2 separate regions of the Homo sapiens genome follow, and region 2 is linked to region 1. The links are chromatin loops, found by intact Hi-C in ENCODE. Cell type or tissue: sigmoid colon. All regions are shown on one strand. Each heading gives the region's core, and the rest is flanking DNA. Links, peaks and the distances in the headings are about the cores only.

The links. Peaks named below come from ENCODE experiments on the same cell type or tissue, not always from the same donor. Only the 100,000 strongest peaks of a DNase experiment are listed, where the experiment ranks them.
Region 2: it touches region 1 in a loop (3-fold over the local background); 4 of 110 quality-filtered maps call a loop at or near these places.

Annotation. Positions count from the first base shown.
Region 1 is chr9:99,461,110-99,463,921 of GRCh38, forward strand. No RefSeq gene overlaps it. Among named protein-coding and RNA genes, the nearest start is that of NAMA, 87 kb to the left of the region's middle. In sigmoid colon, for the core only: no CTCF peak of the experiment used is centred there; no DNase peak of the experiment used is centred there.
Region 2 is chr9:99,564,124-99,566,935 of GRCh38, forward strand. No RefSeq gene overlaps it. Among named protein-coding and RNA genes, the nearest start is that of NAMA, 190 kb to the left of the region's middle. In sigmoid colon, for the core only: no CTCF peak of the experiment used is centred there; a DNase peak (open chromatin) is centred at 1,293.

The sequences.
Region 1 (2,812 bases), core at 261-2,760:
GGGGATTGGGTGGCTTTTTTAGAAGGTCCAGAAACATCCTTATGAACCAAGCCATGGACTAGATGTGAAGCCTCCCTTGTCCCCTCTCCTACCCTGGGGCCCTGGAGAGGTGCTCTGCTGGCAGGAAGAAGCTTTCAAGCTTGTAGAGTCTCCTCTGATCCTCCACTGTCATGAACTGTACCTATGTGCAGTCTCACCCTAGGGCACAACAGAGACCTAGCATCCCCAGCCTCTTCCACCAGATGATTCACATCCCAGAGGCTCTCCTTATTGCTTCCTCTGGATCATGAGTGCATCAGGACCAAGGCCTTCAAGAATGATGCAGACAACAGCAGCCTCATGCTGAACAATTCAGCATGTTCAGAGGGTGCCATGAGACTCCATCATCTCAGCTGATCCTCCCAACTGCCCAGTGAGGTAGGTACAATAGGCATCCTCATCCCCAGTTTGTAGGTGAAGAGACTGAAGCTCAAAGAAGTGAACTGATTCACTCAAAGTTGTAGAGCTGTTTACCACTGATACGGTTTGGATCTGTGTCCCACCAAATCTCACGTCAAATTGTAATCCCTCATGTTGGAGGTGGAGCCTGGTGGGAGGTGATTGGATCATGGGTGTGGATTTCTCATGAACAGTTTAGCGCCGTCCCCTTGGTGGTGTTCTCATGATAGCAAGATCTGATTGTTTAAAAGTGTGCAGCACCTCCCCGACTCACTCTCTCTTGCTCCTGCTCCCGCCATATGAGACTGTTTGCTCCCCCTTCACCTTCTGTTGTGATTGGAAGCTTCCTGAGGCCTCCCCAGAAGCAGAAGTTGCTATGCTTCCTGTACAGCCTGCAGAACCGTGACCCAATTAATCTCTTTTCTTTATAAATTACCAAGTCTCAGGTATTTCTCTGTAGCTATGTGAAAACAAACTAATATAGCCACAGAGCCAGGACCTGCCCTTAAGACTCAGGTTAGGAAACGACCCAGTTACCACTCTGAGTTTCTTTTTGCCAGAGCCATGCTATTTGCACTCCAATGAGATGTTCTGTCCTATATTCTCATATCATTTCTTTTTTTTTTTTTTGTCATGGACCCAGGGCTCTCAAGTGGGTTTGCACACTCACATTTGTGGCCATGGATGAGATGAAAATTATCTTTTCAATCGGCCTTTCTCTAATCCCTCTTCTATCTGCTTCTCTGTGATGTAAAGGTCTACATCAATCATGAGCTCCATTCCTCCACCACCAACAGTTTCTGTGATACTCAAGAGATAAATAATAATATTGCTACCAGCTAATGCTTCCTGAATGCTTCCTGTAGACCAGGCATTATTCTAAGCATTAGTATCTCGATACTGATTATGACATGATGAGTAGTGCTGGGTAAATCGGAGTCCTTGCTCTGGCCCTCACACTTTAATAGATCTACTCTGTGCCTGCTCTGTCTTCCTTCTCATGGGTTGAGGAGCCTACAAAGCCAAGGATTCAATAAGCCAAGGAATTGTGACCCTCAAATATCGTGGACTTCAGAGCTTGAACATTCTTAAATCTATTTCCAGGGCCAAACAGATCGTTCACACAAGATACATTGCTCTGCTGGTGTGTATATCCTGGGCCACAGGATTTCTAAGGAGATGCTGCTTACAGAAGGCAAAGGGGTGTGTGTGTGTGTGCGTCTGTGCATGCTTGAAGCTATGTGCTAGGCCCTTCAAAGTATAAGAGATAGGGCTTGGGTAAGAGAGTACTATTGGTAATAGTACTCCATTTGGACTCTTGCCCCACTCACTGCAAATTTTAGGGGAAAGCCTACCTACAGGAGATAGGTACTATTAAAAATCCCCGTGTAGGGATTTGAGCCACATAGGCTATAAGAAACCCCAGGGTCACACGGCCAGCAAGAAGTGGATCCAGGTTTTGGATGCTTAAGCACCGTACTTACTTCCTCCTACGCCTTCTCAATTGCCATGACTTCCTGGAACACTGCAAAAATACAGAGAAAGACAAATTATATTGACCTCATGATGCTTGCCAGCATTAGGGAAGAGGCAAAGGGACATCTCAGGCCCTATCCGAAAGGAGTATGTTAAATGCCATAACCTCCTTTGCATAGCAGGTTTTTCACAGTTTATTCCCCACCTCCAATCAACAAGACAATCCATTTCATCTGATAATCAGCAAGAGTGTTAGCTGGAGAAACCAGAGTAAGCGGCCAAAAGACCTTTGCTCTATTGGAGCTGTTCCTCCTTGGAAATCTCACTCAGTGATCTCAGCTGGGAACTCTGCGACAAAGACCACGTGTCTGCAAGAACCAGAGCAGCTCCTGATGGACCTGGGTGCCTCCACTGTCTTGAAGCCAAAGACATTTGATCTAAGATATGTCCTCCCCCTTGTCCAGCTTCAATGAATTGGGCAAACACCATTTTTTAAAATAAAGCATTAAATATCAAATAAGAGAAGATAAAGTCAAAGGCTGGCTATCCCAGAAACCCCCATCCATAGATTAAAAAGACCAGGAATAATGTTAGCAAAAAGGGGAAACAATATGTAATTAAAACTATTGCCAAAGGCAGTTGACTTCAAACACCTTGTAGTTCACTTCAATTCCGTTGTGAGTTGCTCTTTAAAACCTTTTGGGTGACAAACCTTAAAAGTGTCATCTCTGCCCTTTTGCTTGTTGCTATGATACACATAGTACACACCCAGCATCCAAGACATGGCTGTGTTGCTGACTTTCTCCATGATGTTTTCCAGCCTTTCCATTAGTTCATCATGCAACCTATGAAATGGGACTGCAAGTCATAGTATAGTGTGACTATAATTTGGGGTTTC
Region 2 (2,812 bases), core at 81-2,580, 100 kb after region 1:
CAGCACAGCATCTTCAAAACTCTCTCTACCTCTGACTTCTCCTGCTTCCCTCTTTCACTTTTAAAGACTTTTGTGATGACATTGGGCCCACTCAGATAATCCAGGATAATCTCCCTACTTTAAGGCCAGCTGATTAGCAGCCTTAATTCCATCAACAACCTTAATTCCCCTTTGTCGTGTAACCTAACATCACCACAAATTCTGAGGATTACGACATGGACATCTCTGGGAAATGTATTATCTGTGTCTGCCAACAACAACATTCAATGAGTATTTGATAAATAAATGACTGAATTATTATCTAATTTCACTCATCAAGTAATTCCTTAGAATCAATGTAATTATTCTTCCATTTTACACATGAGGGAAATGAAGCTTGAAAGGTTAAGTCACCTAGCTAATAAATAGCAGAGTAAAACTCAAACAGGCTAACTCAAGACAGTTTCTGACTGTCCCCACTTGTTTCATTTTTCTGTTGTCAGCTTACAAATCTACCTCCTTGACTAGACTCAGAGCTCCTAGAGGAGAGAGACCATGGTTTGCATATTTACAACCCCAAAGCCCAGCCCAAGGCATGGAAAATAGCAATAATAATAATAGTAGTAGTAGTAGTAGGAATTTACTGAGTACTTAACAAGTGCCAAGTGCTGATATAAACACTACCTGCACCCAGAAAACGTATTGAGTAAATGTTGAGTGGATAAAACCAGCTTTTCTCACTAAATCCCAACAGCTACATTTTTAGCCCTATCTAATACTCAAGTTCTATACTATAAATGTGCAGATTAAGTCATATTAAATTAGAGAGGCTCTAAAACATCATCAAGAGTGGGTTTATTTCTGTCTCCTGGTCTGAATCCAGAATCCCAAGTCATTATCCATCAGTCTGTCTAATGAGTGAACATTCACTGTGAATAGATTTATCCATTCTAGATTAAGAGTTTGATTTGACAAACTAAAAAATAGTGACTAAGATATCCAGAGGTCTTCACAGTTTCCTAAGCACTTTCACAAGTACACTTAATTCTCAAAACAACATTGTACTTAGGGGAGGGATGTATTATTACCCCCATTTTATGATAGAAAAAGCTTGGCTCAGAAAACCTAAATAGATTGCCCAAGTTCACCTAGCTAGTGAGAACCACATTCCAGGTTTCCTGACTTCTATATCCACATTTTTCTACTATGTAGTGCTTCCAAGCAGAATGTCTTATGGCTTTTAGAGAGGGGAATGTCCATGCAGACTGGCAAGGCTCAGCTTCCACGTGGATCCGTGGGGACCGTGCCAGCTCCCCGAGCCTGGTTTGCCTACTCGTTCGGATCATGCAGCTCTCTCGATTGTGAGGTTTACAATTTCTCAGTCTGCACAATGAAAGAAAACCCTAAGAATTCAAATCACTCCGTAAAGTCTAAAAAAGGAGAGGGGATAATTGCCACTGGAGTGGATGTTTATTTGTCCTGAAAAAAAAAATATTTTCACTGAATAAAAATTCTGCATAACATAGAACTCAGGGGAAGAAGTTGGCAGGTGCAGGAGATTTCTATTCTGTTTTCTTTTTATCTACTTTTCTAAGCATCCTTTCTATTTCCATGCTTTGAAAAGCATGGAAGAGAACTCGGGCTCTGGGATAAAGAGAGAAAGAAGAATCCTCGAGTTACGGAGCCTGGCTAACCTCTTTTCTGTGAAGATCTGTGTGCTCTTTTGTGCAATAATGAAGAGATGGAAAGAAAAGAATTGTCCCCACATTATCCACCACTAGGCCAGCCAAAAGGACCTCTGACTAGGGAAGCAAAGCCACCCCAACACTGGCTAATTCCCCTCACTCCTTCCTTGCCAGATGGTGCTCTCAGAACATGACTGTCCCCTCTGTGATTGTCCATGATTTGAGGGTCAGGAGCCACCACAGGAAAAGTATCTAATTCCACTTTCACACACTTGTAGTGTCAGCAATCCAAATACAGAACTCTATTTTGGCCACATTTTAACTACTCTGGCATCAGCACAGGAAAAGAAGCCCACCTGTTGGTATCAGTGAAAAAAATCTCCTAAGTCACTTCTCAGCTATGCTCATCCTGGATTCTTCACCTCATCAAACATCCTACAAGGTCTGGTGTTCCAAGAGGCCAATCTATACTGCAACTCTAGTCAGAGAGAACATTTGAAAGCATAGAATTCTTCTCTCCTAGTCTGTTTCCTAAATTGCCATCAAAGCAATTTTCCCAAAGCATACACTTATTCATTCTACACATATATATTCAGTTACTATTAGGTGCTGGGTACTTTTCCAGGTACTTTTCTTGATTGCTGTGGCAAGTGCCACAGTAATCAAGGCAGGAAATACCTGCTTTTATCTAGAGGGAGGAGAAGATGTTAAACAAACCAACATATCTTATTTCTGATAAGTAATTGTAACAGAAAGAAACCAAAAGAGGGTAGTAGTGGTTGTGGGGTAGAAAGTGACTTGAGTGGGGTGATAGCTTACATGGTAAGTGTCATTTGAACCAAGGCCTGAGACAAGAAGGAAATTGGCTGTGCCAAGAACTAAGCATTCTAGACAAAGAAAAGAGAAGATTCAGAAGATAGAAATAAACTTGGCAGTTGGAAGAACATAAAGAAGTCCCAGGAGGCTGAAAGATGGTGAGCAGAGGGAGAGTGGTAGGAGTTGGGGCTGGAGATTGAAGCAAAAGCTGGAGTGGCTGTGGTAGAAAAGGAAATAAATAGGTAGACTCCAGACATATTTGGGAGGTAGAGCTGGCAGCATGTTCTGAACGAGTTGGCATGGGGAGTGCTACAGTTTGGATGTCTGTCCCC